2 separate regions of the Homo sapiens genome follow, and region 2 is linked to region 1. A link is a loop called in an ENCODE intact Hi-C map of the cell type or tissue named here. Cell type or tissue: psoas muscle. All regions are shown on one strand. Links, peaks and the distances in the headings refer to the core of each region. The heading gives the core; the rest is flanking DNA.

Evidence for each region. A loop is a pair of places that touch in the nucleus more often than their neighbours do. Peaks named below come from ENCODE experiments on the same cell type or tissue, not always from the same donor. Only the 100,000 strongest peaks of a DNase experiment are listed, where the experiment ranks them.
Region 2: a loop joins it to region 1, with 4 times the contacts of the local background. A loop is called at or near these places in 6 of 110 quality-filtered maps.

Annotation. Positions count from the first base shown.
Region 1 is chr2:20,432,369-20,441,322 of GRCh38, reverse strand. No RefSeq gene overlaps it. Among named protein-coding and RNA genes, the nearest start is that of RHOB, 10 kb to the left of the region's middle. In psoas muscle, for the core only: no CTCF peak of the experiment used is centred there; a DNase peak (open chromatin) is centred at 2,811; H3K27ac peaks cover 465 bases.
Region 2 is chr2:20,958,174-20,968,673 of GRCh38, reverse strand. No RefSeq gene overlaps it. Among named protein-coding and RNA genes, the nearest start is that of APOB, 81 kb to the left of the region's middle. RefSeq lists an enhancer at 5,571-5,620. In psoas muscle, for the core only: a CTCF peak has its summit at 5,512 (motif pointing right); DNase peaks (open chromatin) are centred at 5,523 and 6,583.

The DNA of each region.
Region 1 (8,954 bases), core at 1,823-4,322:
CAATGGTGTAATCTCAACTCACTGCAGCTTCCGCCTCTCAGGTTCAAGTGATTCTCATGCCTCAGCCTCCCGAGTAGCTGGGATTACAGGCATGTGTCACCACGCCTGGCTAATTTTTGTATTTTTAATAGAGACAAGGTTTTGCCGTGGTGGCCAGGCTGATCTCGAACTCCTGACCCTAGGTGATCTGCCCACCTCTGCCTCCCACAGCACTGGGATTACAGGTATGAGCCACCACACTCAGCCATCTTTTTAGCTTTTTAATGTGTCAACTAGAAAACTTAAAATTACGCATTTGAGTCACATTGTATTTCTATTGGACAGCACTGGGCTAAAATGTCTACAAGTTCAGATGGCTCCCTGGCTCCTCCTTCAGCCACCATCCTCCCAAGGGAGAGTCAGTGCTGACATGAGTCCCCTAAAATTCGTTCATCTTTCTGCTGGTAAGACTTCTTTTCATTTGTCCTAAGCTCATCACTGGGTTTCAGAGAGGTTCAGATACAGATGAACACTGAGGTTTGGAGCAATTTGGAGACTGCCCTCTTGCATTGACTGATTGCTTTCTATACCTGCCACCTCTGTCCTTTTCAGCTCCTCCCCTATAGCAACTCCCTCCCCAAAGCTCTCCAACTCATCCCCAACACCAGACAGCATTTTCTTGAACAGGAGAAGCTGCTTGGGCCTTTTTGCATGGTGACCTATTTTCCTTTCCAAAAAAGAGAATCAAAATCTAGTCCTTGTTCAATTTTGGTAGAAAAGTGGTGGGTGTGGATTGTTTTCAGGAAGTCTTCTATGAGCCTCAATCCTCTCAATTCAAGTCAGTAAACAAAGATGGAGGGGACAGAGTAGACAAGGGGAGCTGAAGGAGGGAAAGGTGAGGAGGCAAGTAGGCCCACACACCGCACACCCCACGCTATGCTACATGATGTTAAAAATATGTAAATGAATAGTGGAGTTGGCTTCCCACTGGACGCAACATTTGAACAGTGCCTTGAATAACAAGTAGGATTTTTCCAGAAAGAAAAGCTTTGCTGGGTGCAGTGGCTCATGCCTGTAATTCCAGCGCTTTGGGAGGCAAAGGTGGGAGGACTGCTTGAGCCCAGGAGTTTGAGACCAGCCTGGGCAACATAGGCAGACTTCATCTGTATAAATAAATAAATAAATAAATAAATAAATAAATTAGCTGGGCATGGTGGCATGCACCTGTGGTCCCAGCTACTTGAGAGGCTAAGGTGGGAGGATCACTTGAGCCCAGGAGGTTGAGGCTGCAACGAGTCATGATCACGCCACCACACTCCAGCCTGAGCTACAGAGTGAGGTCTTGTCTCAAAAAAAAAAAAAAAAAATTCAAAATGAAAGACAAGCCCATTTGTACCATCTGAAACATTTACTGTGTGGATTTTATATGGAGAAAGATTCTGCTTGTGTGGTTTGATAGAAAGGAGAAGCTGTGATGGGTAGAAGTAGAAAAATGATGCTCCTTGCCCATGCATGAGGTTTGCCTGATGACAGCAAAGTGTGAGGTTCCTCCAACCCTGAGAATTGGGAGGACAGAAAGGAAAGAGGAAGGTTGCAACAACTTCCCATTGGGTAAGTGCTGTCGCTACAAAATCCACCCCTGCAAATGCTTGCCAGTTTAGTGGCGTATGCTGAAATTGCACTTTTATTAATTTAACGAAAGCTACAAGAAAGTGGTGTGGAGATGCAGTGAGCAGAAGGGAGGGAGTCTTGTGCCAGGGAGCTGGAGACTTGCTTTTTAGCCCTGGCATGTCCTAGCTTCACGACCTTGAGCAAACCGTCCTTTCTAGGTCTCAGTTTCCCCATTTGTAAAATGAGAGGTAAAACTCAGGGGTCCTGCAGGTAACAACTGTGTGTGAGACATCAAGTAGTGGCAGCATTTGTGAAGAACTGGAGAACATGTCATAATGCAGCTATAGAAGCTCAGAATTTAAAAATCAACTACTGTGTTGTTCAAACAATACACAGGCGGCCAGGCACTGTGACTCATTACTGTAATCCCAGCACTTTGAGAGACCGAGGTGAGAGGATCACTTGAGCCCAAGAGTTCGGGATCGATTCTGGGCAACATAGCCAGACCCTGTCTCTATTTCTTTAAACAAGATATAAGAAGAAAGAGAGAGAGAAAGAAAAAGAGAGAAAATGCATGGGCAGCGCAGGCTAGATTTGGCCAACAGAACCAGTCCATAGCTCCTGAACTAGATGAATTTCATTTTCATTTTGAACAGATCAAGGGGGATCTCACCTGCTGAAAATAATACTGTCAGTCCTTTCATAAAGTGAAAAAAATCCCTTTAATAAAGCAAACACATTCTTTTGTTTAGTTTTATTATTCAAGACCATCTTTTATTTTAGTTGCTTAAACTGAGGTCCAAAGAATGAAATATTTCAAAGAATGGAACCTAGAGGAATGTGGTCTTAAGTAAGAAGTTGTTATTCCAGCTGAGGGGGGTTACCACACAGAGGGGCGGAAAATCTTACCCCCAATGCCTATCCAGAGGGGAACAGAACATCCAGTTTTTTCTCCTCCCTTTTTTTAGCCTTGAAAGCAAATGATCTAATCAAAGTATATTTACACAGGGATGATTCACTTGTGTTCTCTTATGATGTCAGAATATTGCAATAGGGAGGAGTTTAATTCACAATTGATTTCCACACTCCAGTGCGTTACTACTGAAGATGTGTCTGTAGCTGTTTATAGCATGAGACAGAACCTATATTAGGAGCCACTGCCCAAGACCAGGAAATAGGGGAGCAGAGGACGCATTGGTGGGAGGACCCTGTGCTTCTGCTCCAGCCGGGCTGCTCAGCACAACGTGGCACAGCAAGGGCAACTCTCCTTCCTCAGGGTCCTCAACTGGAAAGGAGAGGACAGAAAATCTCTTTCGTTGACAGCTCTTTGATAGACCTGCTTTATTTGTGGACTGTGGGGTCATGTGATTTCTGCTCAGCTTCATCACAGTGTATGTTTAAGAAAGCAGTTGATGCATTTTTAAAATTTGTATAACTTTAAGGGGTACAGATGCAGTTTTGTTACATGGATATATTGTGTGTGTAGTGGGGAGGTCTGGGCTTTTGGTGTAACCATCACCTGAATAATGTACATTGTGCCCATCAAGCAATTTTTTATCCCTCACCCGCTCCCACCCTTCCAAGTCTCCAATGTCTATTATTCCACAGTCTATGTCTATATGTACACATTATTTACCTCCCATTTATAAGTGGCAACATGCAGTACTTGGCTTTTTGAGTTGTTTCACTTAAAATAATGGCCTCTAGTTCTATGTATGTTGCTTCAAAATACATGTTTTATTTTTTTTTTCATTTTAATGGGTGAGTTGTATTCCATTGTGTATGTACACCACCTTTTCTTTATCCCACCATCCACTGATGACACTTAGGTTGATTCCACATCTTTGCTATTGTGAACAATGCTGTGATAAACTTAAGAGTGCAGGTAACTTGCCTTTGGGTAGATACCCAGTGGCGAGATTGCTGGATCGAATGGTCTTATAGCTTGGAAATCTCAACGACATGCCTAGAAAGTTCGCTCATTCATTTATTCATTCCACTAATGCCTGGTAGGTGCCTTCTCTATAGCAGGGACAGGCTATGCTTCTGTAAAGCATGGGACAGGCTGCCATGCTTTAAGGAGCTTAGGGACTGTGTATAGTTGGCATCTCACAGCTATTGAATGTCCTAAGCCTAAATAAGGTAGAGACAGGGCTTGAACCTGGCAAATACGAGGTGGGTGATGATAGTTGCTGCTCTGATTCAAGCACTCATTCTGCAAACACAGTCTGGGTCAGGAATGGGATACTGGAATAAATTAGGTACAGACCCTGCTCTCAGAAGAGCTCCAGTCCATAAATATGGAGCTCCAGTCCATAAATAGAAGCACAATACTCAACAATTAAACTATTTCAACTGAGTGTGGCAAGTATTGTAATGAGTACGCACTGGGAAGGGGCTTAAGGAGGTCAGTGAAGGCTTGTACTATGTGGTACATTGCACATTCGTGGCCCTCTATGAGCTGCACCCCCCAGTGTTCATCTCCTGGCATAGTTCTTTCCCGTGATGATCTTCAGCTTGGCCATGTAACTAGCTTAGCCAATGGAACATCAGCATTCATTGCATGGATATGCAAGCTGAAGCTTGATAAGTACTTGCACATTGGGGCTTGCTCTTTTGAAATGCTTCTTCCTGGAGAATACCCACCATGGTTTCAGGAGACTCAATTAGCCATGTGAAGAAACCCATATTGAGGAGAATTGGGCCCCTGACTCATAGCCTCAGCTAAGCTATCAGCAGGTGGCCAGCACCAACTACCACCAACTCTGGGGCCATTTGAACCCTCCACCCTAAAACCGCAGCCAACCCCATGGGAAGAAGAACTGCCTGAATCAACCTACAGAATCATAAGAAATAATGAACTGTTGCTGTCTTAACCACTATGTTTTGGGATCGCTTGTTCCACAGCAATGGATAACCAAAGCAAGCTGAGTTCCTGACGGCTGCATGGAAGTTAGCCATCCAAGAGAAGAGAGGGCATTCTAGATATGGAGGTATGCGTATCCAGGTACTAGGCAGCTCAGTACGGTGGGAATGTGGGGTATAAGGTGGCAGTTACTGGAAATGGGGAGGCTCACCTGAAGGTAAATCTGGAGTCTGCAAGACCACCCCTCATTTTGCAGATTTGCTAAAAGGATGCATAGAACTCAGCATGTAGGTGTACTCACAGCTATGATTTATTACAACAAAAGGATCAAAGCAAAAGCAGCAAAGGGAAAGGCACACAGATGAAGTCTGGGGAAAGTCAAGTGCAAGCGAAATTGTTCTTCTCGAGAATCCTGAGTTCTTTCCCAGTGGCATCACACAGGACATGCTAATTACCCCAGCAATGAGTTGTGACAACCCATGTAGAACATTGCCAACCAACAGGAATCGATGCCTAGGATTTTTCTTGGGTGGCTGTGCTGATTAATTTTTTTTTTTTTTTTTTTTTTTTGAGACAGTGTCTCGCTGTGTTCCCTAGGCTGAAGTGCAATGGCGCGATCTCGGGACACTGCAACCTCTGCCTCCCAGGTTCAAGCAATTCTCCTGCCTCTGCCTCCCAAGTAGCTGGGATTACAGGCACCCGCCATCACAGCCGGCTAATTTTTTGTATTTTCAGTAGAGACGGGGTTTCACCATGTTGGCCAGGCTGGTCTCGAACTCCTGACCTCAGGTGATCCACCCACCTCAGCCTCCCAAAGTGATGGGACTACAGGTGTGAGCCACTGTGCCCGGCACTGCTGGTTAATTTTTATGTCAACTTTGTTAGGCTATGGTACCCAGTTATTTAATCAAACACCAGACTAGATATTGCTATGAAAGTGTTTTTTAGATTTGATTAACATTTAAATTACTCAAATACTTTGAGTAAAGAAGATTATGCTCTATAATGAGGGTGGGCTTCTTCTAATTAGTTGAAGGTCTTGAGAGTAAAGACTCAGGTTTCCCTAATAAGAAGGGGGTATTCTTCCCAAAACTGCTACATAGACACCCTGCCTGAGCTTCCAGCTGCAGAATTTGGGCTCAAGGCTGCAACAACAGCTCGGAATTTCCAGCTTGCCAATCTGCCCTACGGGTTCTGAACTTGCCAGCTCCCACAATCATGAACCAATTCCTTAAAATAAACCTCTCTCGGCCAGTCACGGTGGCTCACGCCTGTAATCCCAGCACCTTGGGAGGTCGAGGCGGGTGGATCACAAGGTGAGGAGATCGAGACCATCCTGGCCAACATGGTGAAACACTGTCTCTACTAAAAATACAAAAATTAGCTGGACATTGTGGTGCGTGCCTGTAATCCCAGCTACTAGGGGGGCTGAGGCAGGAGAATCGCTTGAACCAGGGAGTCGGAGGTTGCAGTGAGCCAAGACTGTGCCACTGTACTCCAGCCTGGTGACAGAGCAAAACTCTGTCTCAAAAAAAAAATTTTTTTTTAAAAACCTCTCTCTCTCTCTCTTTCTCTCTCTCTCTGGTGTGGAGAACCCTGACTAATTCAGGGGTGGTCAAATAGGTACCTTCTGCCTGGCATGTACCCAAATTCCAGACTTTCAGAAGGAAGGCAGGTGTTCAGCATAAACCATATTGTTTAGACAAACAATTTAGGCACAGCGAGCCACTCTTGTCGGTTCCTGGTGAGAACTGTTCCAAACTCCAGGCAAGAACCAACGTGCTTCTTATGAAGCAGGGCTTCCTAAGAACAGGCAGTGAGGCCTACCATGTTTACTCTTTTCTGTAGAGAAGGTAAACAATTTAAATTGAGGGAAAAGGGAGTCAGTGAGTTTTTTTATGTAAATATGTTCCTCCACTGAAGGTTTTAAGAAGGAGGTGACATGTTTTGTTCCATGAGGTGGCAGCTGTGTTGGGGATGGCTCACAGAGGGACGAAGGAGGGAAGCAGGCTTCAGATTAGGAGGCCTAGGCCAGGCATGATGCCTCACATCTGTAATCCCAGCACTTTGGGAGACCAAGATGGGAGGTTTACTTGAACCCAGGAGTTCGACACCAGCCTGGGCAACATAGGGAGACCCTGCTTCTACCAAAAAATAAAAAATTTTAATTAGCCAGGCATGTGCTTGTAGTCTCAGCTACTCAGGCGGCTGAAGTGGGAGGATCACTTGAGCCTGGGAGGTCGAGGCTGCAGTGAGCCATGAACGAGCCACTGCATTCTAGCCTGGGTGACAAAGTGAGACCCTGTCTCAAAAACAAACAAAAAAAAGAGTGGCCTCTCTGGCTATCAGGCAGAGCAAAGGTGGAGAGGTGAAGATAGATTTGAGAAAACAGCAGGACTCTTGGTAGAAATGTCCCCACCTCCCGAGCAGTCACCTCCTCTCCCATTCAGTGGGAGCCTGGGAGCCTCAGAGAAAGTTGTATGTGTGTTATGTGTGTTGTCTGTGCTGTGTGTGTGTTGTGTGTATCTTTTGTGTGTGTGGTGTGTTGTGTGTGTGGTACATGTATTTGTGTGAGTGTGAGTGTTGGGCTATCTCGAATTTCACTCTCCTCTCCTGGGTTATCAGGTGAGAGATGAGACGGGCACCTGCCATGGCTGACAGACAGGAGGCACGGGGAGGGCTGCATCTGTATCCATGGTGGAGGTCAGTCAACCACCTGGAGACCTGAAGCCCCCACAGGCCAGGCCCTTGTCCCCCTCCTCCCTCCCATCACAGTCCACATAGGGTTTGTCCTCTCTGGGACCTCAGGGGTACACCTAGAGCTTCATAGCTGAAGGGATTTGGTGGAACATTAGGCTTTCATTATTCAAAGTGATGGTCCTGGACCAGCAACACTGGCATTTCTTGGAAGCTTTGTAGAAAAGCAGAATCCAGGCCCCAGCCCAGTCCAGGCCCTACAAGATCAGAATCTGGGTTTTAACAAGATCTCCAGGTGATTCATCTGAACATTAAAGTTTAAGAAACACCACCCTCTGCGTGTCCTGCTGCACTGGTGATGATGTGGCTGTGGTGGTTAAATCAAGCACTGGGTACCATGAAGGCAGACTGCAGCCTCCTGTTTAACTTTTGGCTGATGCTCTTGGAATTATAATAAATTATACTATAAAATAAATAAATAATATTTAAATACTACTAGTAGTACTAATGATGATGATTCTAATAGGAATAATGAGTAACAATTTGGGGACTTCATGTGTTAGCTCCTATTAAGGTCTCGATGCACGCAGTATCTCATCTAACTTCATAACATAACTTCATCTGACTTCTGTCACTAGTGACAGAATGTGTTCATAATGAGCGCCTTTTTCAGCAGCCGCCTCCCCCTTGTGCCTCTTCCGGGTGGATTCCAAGTTGGCCTGCCGACCCTCGCCCTTTCTTGTTGCCCTTAGTGGAGAGGAGACTTGAAAGGGGACTAAAGTCTAAATTGATGCACATTTTTTTTAAAGGGCCTGGAGCTTGTCCCAGAAGCAAGCACCTGGTCCAGAAGGCCAGGAAGGAGTCAAGAGAGAAGTGGAGGGAGAGGAGGGAGCCAGCCCAGCACAGAGATGCAGAAAAGAGAGGAGGAAGATTTGGGGGAGAGGCTGCCTTGACAACCAAGCTCTGGAATGGGCTGGGCAAGGAGAATGTTCAGGGAATTTTGTGTTCTGCTCTGTAGCTCCCCTTTGCCATCTCCTTGGGAGAGGTTTTTTTTTTTTTTTGTATATATTTACATTTCTTTTCCAAATATTTTTTGAGCTGGAATGATGTGCCTTCTGAATGCAACGTGGAACTGAGCTTGAACCCAAAGCGATCCGACCTTATTTGTGTTATACTCTTAGCCCCACAATTTACAGATAAGGAAGCAAAGGTTAGAGAGTTGAAATAAATTGCCTAGGCTTGTGCAGCCAGTAAATGTTGAAACCAGCTTCCCATAAGCAATCTGTGCCAGTGGACAGCAACCATGTGCCAAGTGGTTGGTTCAGATGAGCATTAAACCTCTTGTTACTATTCCCATGGCTATTTTCAGACTCCTCCAAGCAGCAGGTCTTCTTCCTCCTCCTCGTTCTCTTTTTCTTCTTCTTGTTTGTGAGACAGGATCTCACCGTGTTGCCCAGGCTGCAGTGCAGTGGTGCCATCACAGTTCACTGCAGCCTCGACTTCTGGGCTCAAGCAATCCTCCCACCTCAGCCTCTGAAGTAGCTGGGACTACAGGTATGCGCCAACACACCTAGATACTTTTTGGATTTTTTGAACAGATGTGATCTTGCTTGTTGCCCAGGCTGGTCTCAAACTCCTGGGCTCAAGTGATCCTCCCTCTTTGGCCTCCCAAAGTGCTGGGATTACAGGTGTGAGCGACCGCACCCAGCCTGGGTGGAGGGTCTTCAAATTGCCAGTTCACACACACAAGTGACTGTAGAGCTCTTGGACAGTGAATGCCATTTTGTGCACTCCCTTCCTT
Region 2 (10,500 bases), core at 4,394-6,893, 520 kb before region 1:
GTGGGCCACATGGCAAGTGGCACAGTGACCCTGCAGCAGTAACCACACAGGTGGACCTCTTAGGTTGGAGCTGGATGAGGAAGGCAGCAGACCCTGAGTCAGACAGGGAGGACAACCAGGAAAAGAGAGGTAAAAATTGCAAGCTTTGCCAACTGCTGGCCTCGGCCACCAAAGCGAGCTAGGCAAGCAGTGGCCAGGCTAAGGGACACTGCCTTGGAAACCGAAGCTCACCAATGCCTCATGTTCCTCCCTCCTCACACACCAAAATGCCATGTGGGGTAAGATAAAGGGCAAGGGAGGAGGGCTGAAGGACAGGGCATTTAGCTAAAGAAAGTCTTCAATAAAGGAATCAATTTGGAATTATTGAACTGAACCAAACTTTAGTTTTGTTTTGCCCCATTACCCAGTGAGTAGGAGTTCATGTGGAATATCAGATCAGTTTTAGGAAAATAAAGAAAGAACCATGCCTTTTTTCAGTGTGGTTAGCATGGATAAACTTATTGTTGCATGACACATTAGTCAAATGTCCAATCCAGTGCTGTTTAGCAAAAAACAATTTTTTTTTTTTTGAGACACGATCTCGCTCTGACACCCAGGCTGGAGTGCAGTGGCGTGATCTCGGCTCACTGCAACCTCTGCCTCACAGGTTCAAGCGACTCTCATATCTCATCCTCCCAAGTAGCTGGGACTACAGGCACAAGCCACCATGCCCGGCTAAATTTTGTATTTTTAGTAGAGATGGGATTTCACCATGTTGGCCAGACTGGTCTTGAACTCCTGACTTCAGGTGATCCACACAACTCAGCCTCCCAAAGTGCTTGGATTACAGGTGTGAGCCACCGCACCTGGCCAACAAACAATTTTTGAGTGCCGCCTGTCACATGTTCTGTGTTCGCTGAGGAATTAATGGGCTTCCCATCATTTAGCAGGAGCCCATCATTCAGAAGCATGAAAGACACCCACCTTGGTATTAGAGTGTTGTTCAGGACAGTCCAGGGAGGAGTGCCAGGCTATGGGGCACACCTGTGGCTGAGTGTCCCTGCACCCCAAAGCTCTCTGAAAGGGGCAATGCACATGAAAAACTTCACGTCCCCAAAATATGAGGTTCAAGTGGAAAAAATTGTCACCATGAGCCTGTATCACTTTTTAAATAAGAAACACAAATACACAAAATGATAGAGCCACAGATTCCAAGAGTGATGAAACTGGAAGAGATTTTGGCACTTTCTGCTCTTGTCCCTCATTTAACTGACGGGCGCACTGAAGCACAGCAAAGAAACCTGATGCCTTCTTGTTCACACAACAAACCACAGGTGGAGCTGGGACTTGAAACAGCGCACCGCTCCTCAGCAATGGGCAGAAATAAGTCAATTTTAAGGAGATACTGCAAAACTAACTGAAGCACACAGATGTTAAGGAGATAAACTTTAAATAGAAGAACCTCTTTTTGGTTCTCTGGGGCTGGGACTAAGTTGAAGACACATGGTCTAGGAAGATGTGATCAGAGGGGCTGAGCACCCCGCTGCCACTCAGAATTATGGGACCATTCACAGAGGCGTTCTGCTCCCAAAGAGGCAGAAGTGCCTTCTGTGCCCTCATGGCTCTTTCCCCAGCAGCATTAGCCTGGCTGGATTCACTGGAGGAGGGCAGGGTATAAATGGAACTAATACTTGGAATGCTAGCTCCCTTAAGCTGCAAACTATAAAATGTGTACTACCTAATTATTTTGACTTAGGACTTTTTGTTCTTATTCTGCTGAGATACCTTCTCTGTTCATAATGTGGGACCAACCTGCAGTTACATGTCAACAGGTACAATCTTGCAAAGAATCAAAAAACCAGAGCCCTGGTTGCTTCCTTGACTCTAATACTAACTTGCTCTAGAACCTTTGCAGTGTTCTTTAACCTACCTGGATCTTTCTTTCTAGGCAATGAAGGTATTAAACCTCACACTCTCCACTAGACTTCCAGCTCTGCAAACCTGGGCTTTGATGAATGATGCAAGAGCTGGCATCCCACCTACCCTGTCTTAACTGTAGAGACAGCAGACAGGACAACAAAACCAGCTGCCCCCACTCTTGGACTTAATTCTTTGGCCTTCAGGAAATCTTGGCTCTCGCTTCTCTCCTCAATGTCATTCATAGCCCTTCAGTGTTGGCCTTGTGGGCTGGGAGCGGTAAGGAATGGTAAGCCAGGAAGACTTGAGAACATTTTCCCTGGCGGTCAGGAAAGCACATCAAAAAGGACGCTGTTTTCCTTCTTTTCTTTCCTCTGTGCTTCCTTAAAACTGAAGTGAATGACATCACAACAACACAAAGTTGCCAAGACATACTCTACAAAAATGTCCTCACATGGTTACATTTTCTGCAAATTACAGCATTTGGAGTATAAATCAGAGTAATTGTTTAAATCAGAGTGACTGTTGAAACAGATTTCCAGTGATCAAATCAAAAACGCAATCATTCTTGCGGTTCCTCCGGTGCTTGGAGCCCCACGTACTTCTGAAACTGTCGGTTGTCAGTTACAAGGAGTGTTTACATTAACATACTGCCCGAACAGAGAAAATATATATTTTAAGAAGAAAATGTGAATCCAGGGTTACAAGAATGTTTCTGAAACAGCTAAGTCATCTTGTTTCAAGTAAAACCAGATGTTTGCATCAAGAGAAAGCCAATCATTTCTTTTAATTATGCTCAATGGCCAGGCCACCAAGAATACCCACATGTGTACACATAAGCCGGTGGAAATCAAAGGCTTTGTGACAGAGAAAGCAATCAGCAACTTCCAGACCACCAAATGGCATCCCAGCACCAGCTCTGGGCACTGTTTGAGCTCCTTCTCTAGGAGAGCACTCGGTGAGATGAGACTTGCTTCCCCCAGCGCCAACATCTCATGTCCCACCTCTGTCCCTAAAGAGTCCAGCACAAGGCCAGGGGTGAATTCCCTAGTCAAGATTCAAGATTCAGGGTGAGGGTCAACAGAAAAGGAACCTGGACAGTTAAGCTGTCTTCTTAAATGCCTTCCCAGGCCACTTCTCTATCAGGAAAGCCTCAGAAATATCTTAATGCTGAAAGAGGTGCAGTGGGGGCTCATGCTCTAGCCTGCATACCCAGATGGTAGAGGAGCCTGAGTTCATGGGAAACTTACCTGCTAGCTTGGCCTACACTCTGAAGCACTGTGGGGGTTTGATGGCACTGGTGGGAAGTCACACTCCGGCAGGTGGGCAGAGGGGATGGCGTTGGGGATGTCCACTTCCCTCTGATGGCTGCTGGGCTCAAGTCAGGGAAAAAGCCCACTTTCCAGTGTGGAGACTCCAAGCACAGTCATCATTGCCTGCTACGGTCTTCACTGGTGGAGCACAGAGACTTGGCACTAGAAAGACTCCGTTGTCAAAACGTTCCCTGTGAAAAGAAGAGAGTGGCCATGGCCCCAAAGCTTCCTCCCTGTACAACCACAGTGCCTGAGCTTTCCCTAGGTGGTAGTTTTGAATATTTGTTCCAAAAATCACTGCAGAATTATACTGCAGTGTTTCTCCTAATAGTAGTGCAAAAACTTAACACACACTTTGAGTCTGTTCCCCGAACCACGTTGTTTAAGCACGAGCTTCACAGTTTTTACTATCTACTATTATTGGTTTTAAGTTAAAATGCCTTCTTTTCTTGTCTTTTCTATTTTGTTTTGTATTATTTTTACTTAGATTATTTAGTCTTTTCCTAAGAAAAATTATTCATGAAATCACAGGTAAGGTATGCTAATTGTATATATTTGTAATATGTGTTAAATACATAAGCATTAAAATAAAAATATTTATCTATGTTTTGGCTAAAATCATTTCACAAAACACTATCAGTACTTGTCCATGGTTTTGGGAAATGCCACTTGAAGATATTTTGTAGAATTATAGCATTTCTTTCAAACCTTTCATCAGATTCCTTTAAATGACACAGCAATAAGCGATTTTCAAGGCAGTAACACTGATCCATGGCTCTGGGAGCACTGGAGCCAGCTCTCAGCATATTGATTGGCATCGGGGGGGAAGTAAGCCCCTGCTTTGTTCTGCCTCATTATAAACAGTGGCCATTTCCTATCAAGAGAATAAGGGAGGGACATCTTCTCCAGGATGCATTGTGAGGGTTGTAGACAAGTACTCAGATATGCATGTAATGTTTCCTCCCTGTCTTCATTTGTGCCCCCAAATTTCCATGATTATTTCTGTTTTTCTCAAAATGGTTCCAGCATAGGAAGTTTTCAAGGAAAGTGAATCCTGTATCATTATTAAACTAAGAGCTCTGCTTTGAACTTAGCCCAGAAGTCAGACCCACGTCTGTGGAGCAGGCATTTGCTAATCACTTCTTGGCTGCGGTTGACTGGTAATGTCCTCAAAACCAAACCATCATGGGGATTCTTGAAGTCAGAAGGGAAGCAAGTTGTTTAAAAATAAAACACTCCCTACTTTGGGCCCCCAACTCTATAAGATAGCAGCTTAACAGTCTAAATGATTGTTTTGAAATGTGCTTTGACTCCAGTTTTGCTAAATGTTTACTTGGGTCTTTCAACCTCATTGATTAAATATCCTGACTTGATTCCAGGCCAACCAATCCTACCATGTAACAGTGGAGTTCCCTTGCCCGATGTGCTTCATGCATGGTGCACTGTACACTGTTACTTCATAGCTCGGAAACTTCATCTGAAGGGCCATTTCTGAGACTCTACTCATTCATTCATCCATTCAACCTTTTAACACACAATTATTAAGCACCTATTAAATGCAATGGTCCAAGATAATTTGCTATGGGAGATTTGAAGATGCATTGACCATGAATATGAAACCTCTAACCTTGGAGAGACTTCAGGTCCATATTTCTGCAGACAATTGACCTTTATCAATCCCAGGACAATGCTAAGGGACATTCAGTCCCCCTTTGATTTACTAGAAATAAATCTCAGAACAATGCAACATGCTCTTTAAGTAAGAGTTTTTTTTTTTTTTTTAAATCACTTATCTTGCCTCTTGCAAGAGGTTGAGTCAAATGCTGAAGGGAATTTAACTAGAGTCTTAATTGGAAATGCAAAGAGTTGCTGATACCATCAAAAAAGGAAGAAGCTGAGGGAAGTGACAAGACAAGCTCTTCTTTCTAAACATCTGGTCCCACTCTCTCAACAGCTTCATAAAACACTGTTCAGAGCCGGCAGATGCATCAAGAGTACCTGGCATACAGCTACGTACCCTGAAGCAGGTGGACCTCATCAAACTTTGGCTACAAAGTAGTTCCCTATTAGCTTGCCCTTTGATTTACATTCTCGCATGAGAGTATCTCCAGGCAACGCATTTGAACAGCAGAGGCCTTTGCAGAAAACTCACAACACATGTGAGTTTTTTTTTAACATGTGGGATGCTACTCCACCTGGGGGTAAGGCTCACCTTTTGAGAACAAGAAGAGGGGAAAATCTGGACAGCCACAAGCCAGTCAACAAACCCAAATTGGATGCCGTGGCTGCAGTGAAGTATAGAGCTCACCACCAGAGGGCAGCAGTGCACACAGACACAATGTAACCTCCACATTGGAGGAGAAAACAGGTGGAAGAGGAATTAGCAATGTGCCCAAGGCTCACAGTAAGTACACACAGATGGAGGCTCAGAGCCCTGGCCTCTTACTCCCAGCCAGTCCTCCTCCACTTGCCCCCAAGGTCTCAGGAAGAGGTCATTGTGGATGGTTAGGCATCTTTATTTTACAATTGAAGTTGCCTGGTCAGACCTTAGCATCTCCTCCCAGGGAGCATGAGAGCCCTCAGCAATTCTGAGATGCTGGATGCTCTAACTTTTTTGACCTTGACCCATGGTAAGAAATACATTTAACGTTGCAAGCCACTTTTAGTATACTGTCTATCATGTGCAAAACAGCAGCACATTTTTACAAAGCAATACCCTTATTTCTCAATTCTGTCTCTTTTTTTTAATGCTAGACAGGTCTTCATCCACTACTCATATCACACTCTACTAATTGGTCACCAGTGCTGATTCAAAGGGTGGCATGGAGAGTGGCCCTTCAAAGAAAGTAGGCTGCCCCAGTCCTCTGCTCTGTTATCCCTGGATGCTACAGGCCCTGCAAGAGCTTAGGAGGGGTCTAGGGAGCTGAGCTCCTCCCATCTAAGAGGGAGAATCATGGCCCAGGGAAAGTACCATAGATAACCTTAACGGATAATTTAGCTTCATTTTGCCTATGTCATTCCTTCATTCATTCCCTCAGCAAACATTAACTCACCACTGAGAGTTTAGTCCTGTCCTTAGCCAGCCCCTGCCAGGAGGTGGTGACATGTGGTTTTAAACATCCACAGCCTTCTCCCGCAGCCTACAGGTCCCAAGACCTCTGTGGGTCCTGATCCTGAAGTTTGTGTGAAGGAGAAGATGGGAAGAGTGAATGGGGAACAATCTGAGGCAAGAGGACCAGAAGATGCTCATGGCTCAGGGGCTGGACCAGGCAGAAGCTGCAAGGGGAATTTTCTGACTAGAGGCTGGAATCTCAACACATGGGCTCAGAAACAGAGGCTCCATGACGCTTCCTCCTGCCGCCAACCCATGCACCTCCCGACTCAGAAGCAACCCCCCCGCCATGGGGCACAGCTCATAGATCTATTCTTAACGTCTTTCCTGAGACTCTGCCAAGTATTTCACTTGCTCAATTTCATTCCCTTGCTCCCTGCATGTTATTTTATGAAGAAACTCAAACGAGGAGACATCTATCAATTATCAACCCCCAAGTGATCCTAAAGCCCTGCTTAAATGCAAGGGCGAGATTTTAAATCTAATTCCCTGATGTCTGGGGTGAATTCCTGGTGAGGTCCCACAACTAAACAGAGAGCTTCCTGCCTCAATTCTGGAATTCATCTCTGCTAAGGGAAGAAAATGCATGACAATAAAAATCTGCCAAGCCCTAAAGCTAGGGCTCTGTCCTGAGGATGCTAGCTCAGCCCTCTAGCTTGGCACTGTTCTCTCATCTCCCATCTGCAACTGTAGCCCAGAAGACAAAAATGACTCAGAAGAGAACTGGTTCATTGCAAGTGATATTTATTGGGTGTCTACAGGTTGCAAAGCAGTGAATTTAGCATCAAGGAAAATAAGAAGATGAGTTATACCCAATTACTTCTTCAAGTTTTTCCACAGTTGGGTAGAGGAGGTAAGATAAGCCTTGGCTTGAGTAGCAGCCCTCTGAGAACCCATCCCTCTCTCACCCAGGGTACTGGGCCCTTTTTTGACCATGCTTCTTCCCTGAACCTGTTCTTCGCTTACCACATGAGATTGTATTTGTTGGCTCACCTGTCTGCTACTCAAGTAGAATGCCATTTCCTTATGAGCGGTTTGGAGTGATGCTCAGCTACTGGCTTCAAAAAAGAAGGAAGGGGCCGGGGCCCCAGGAATACAGGCACTTGAAGGTGAAAAAGGGAAGGGAATGAATTCATCCCTGTATTAGCTTGTTCTCGCATTGCTGTAAAGAACTACCTGAGACTGGGTGATTTATAAAGAAAAGAGCTTCAATTGATTCACAGTTCCTCAGGCTGCACAGGAAGCATGGCTGGGGAGGCCTCAGGAAACTTACAATCATGGCGTAAAGTGAAGGGGAAACAGGCACATCTTACACAGCCAGAGAAGAAGCAAGAGAGATCGAGGTGCAAGGTGGCTACACACTTTTAAACAACCAGATCTTGTAAGAACTCACTCACTATCACAAGAACAGCAAGGGGGAAGTCTGCCCCCATGGCCCAATCACCTCGCACCAGGCCCCTTCTGCAACATTGAGAATTACAGTTCAATGTGAGATTTGGGTGGTGACACAGACAGTTCAATGTGAGATTTGGGTGGTGACACAGACAGTTCAATGTGAGATTTGGGTGGGGACACAGAGTTGAATTACATCAGTCCTAGAAAGGAATACAGCCTTGCCAACACCTTACTTTTAGCCCAGTGAAGCCCATGTCAAACTTCTACAGAACTGTAAGATCCATGTGTGTTTTTTGAAGCCAGCAAATTGTGGTGACTTGTTATAGCAGCGATGGGAAGCTAAGACAGATTTTGGTCATTTTCTTTGAAACAAGTACTCGTGATTCTCTTCTGTGCTTCAGGGGAGACATCACCAGGTGAGACAAAGGTGACCTTCTCTTGGAAAACCAAGGCCATAGGAAGAATTGTCTGGTTCTGTCCTAGCTGGGAAGGAATTGGAAGCTGGTTCTTTAAGGGACAAAGAGAAGAGGTCTGCCTCCAGGGAGTGGGATCCTGAGGCTGGAGGGTGGAAGGGGTCCCTATCCCATTTGCACACAGAGTTGGAGAGCAGTTGGACCTGCCAGAGGTGCCACGGAGATGTGGCTAGGAGCATCAGGGCTGAGCCTACCCTGGAAGTACCCCTTGCAGAGCTCGGCAGAGTAGGAACAAGGCTGACAGTGGAGCCAGCTGCCTTCTAATGAACCACATGGCCTGGGCAAGAAACCACAGCTGTGCACCATTCACATCTGCAGCTGTGGCCTCTTCCACACTTCTCCTGAATCACAAAGCCCTGAGGTTCTCATATGACAGTGAGGGACAGGGAGCCGCGAAAAGCAACAGATATTAGACATCAACTGTGGTAAAAAGAGTCCTTCTACTAGATTTAGTAGTGCTGTAGAAAAACAAAGAATTACTACCTTTTTGTAGGGGGATGGGGAATGTACACCTGATACATAGTGCCCTCTGATCATCACAGGTGTGAAGTCCTGGCTGAGCAGTGCCAAGCTGAGCCCAGGAGTGATGGTAGGTACAGGGGTGCTGTGCCTCCGGGGTGTCCGGAACCTGCAATGCTGCTGCTCATACCCACACTTGCCTTTCTCCAAACACCAGCCCAGGGCACATCATCGAAGACTCTGAATAAATAAAGCAGAGCAGAGAGTGGAACTCAGTTCTGACTCTGAGCCCTGATTGAGCTTCCGTCATTCTAGAGCTGTGCCTTCTCCAGGGTTGTAAGCAGCATCAGGGTGCCAGGGAGGCCTGTCGGTCAGCAGCCCTAGCTGGCCCTGCCCACATGCCCATCACACCAGGCCATTCTGCTGTTCTGGTGCCACTCTCACCCCTAGGGAAGCCCAGTGCGCGGTCCCCACCTCCTCTGCATGTTGGCTACCTTCTCAGGATGCTGTCTCATGGGTATGTGGGCATCCGCTGCTGCTCACAGAACCCTCGGACCATCCTCCTGCCCCACCCACTGCCAGAAATCTTTTTTTGGATTAAAGGAGAAGGAAGATGGGAAGTCCCTCTGTCTTCATGTTTCTTCCAAAATCTGTCTCCTTCTCTCTCATTTTCTTTCTCTCCTCAAACCTTCCAGACAACCAGCACTATCTTTTCAATAGTTTCAGACTCTTTGGGAATAAAATCCAGGAAGGAAAGTGTATCTTGCAGCAACTTTTGTTTTTAAGCTAACCACAAACACCCCCTGAGATAAGGATGCCCAGGGCCTCTAACTGCTTGAAAAAGGATGGGAAACTGGGAAAATACAGGGAAAGGTAAAAACACCAAATCATATGTTGAAAAAGTTACCCTGACACAATAAAAATAATAGCTGTAATTTCTGCACCCACTTTTTAAATAAATCTTTCTTGAGTGCCCTCTCTCTGCCAGCATCATAGGGTGCCCCAATGCAGTGTTCCTGCTCTGGCAGTCTTTCCTGCTAGGACCGGGAGCCAGACAGCACGCATAGCCAGACAGCACACATAAACAAGAAATAAGAAAACATCCCACCATGGAAAGGGAATAGAGGGCGCTCTGATGGACCAGAACTGGCCACTGCATTTAGAGGGGGCATCACACCCCTCTGGCGTTTAAGCTGAAACCTGAATGGGAGGAAGGACACATAGATAGACCCTGCGCTGAACACCTGTGATTGTCTTGCTCATGTATCCTCCCAGCCTACCTGCAGAATCTACATCCTTATCTCCATTTTGCAGATGACGAAACTAAGGTTCATAGAGATGAAGTTTCTTACCTTAGATAATACAGCTGACCACAAAAGAGCAAGAACCGGACCTGGGGTCTGTCTAGCTCTGAAGCCACAATCCCTTTGAAAATACTAGGAGGGGGAGGGGGATCAGTTGCATCCCTCTTGGAATTTTCCCAAATGTTCTAAACAGAAATTGTTTTTTTCCCACCAGGTGCTGACATTTCAATCTTTCCTCCCTAGTCCACTGGAAAAGGCAGCCGTCCCCCATGTGAGAGGATAAAGTTGTCCAACAGCCCCCGGCTGGGCCTGCTCTGGCTCTGGCTGGCCACCGGCCCACCCTCCGCAGCTCTGCCCTGTGGGCTGGCCGGGTGGGGAGAGAACTCCACAGGCCAGATGGGCTGAGCGGAGCCCAAGGTGGCTGGCTGTGGGTATTCAAGCCTATTTTTATTCACAAAAATCTGTTCTGGATTTTATTCCGCTTTGGGGCAAGGAGAGGTCAACTCTCTTCACCTTTGCTGTAAGATGAGAATACGGCAGGAAATGAA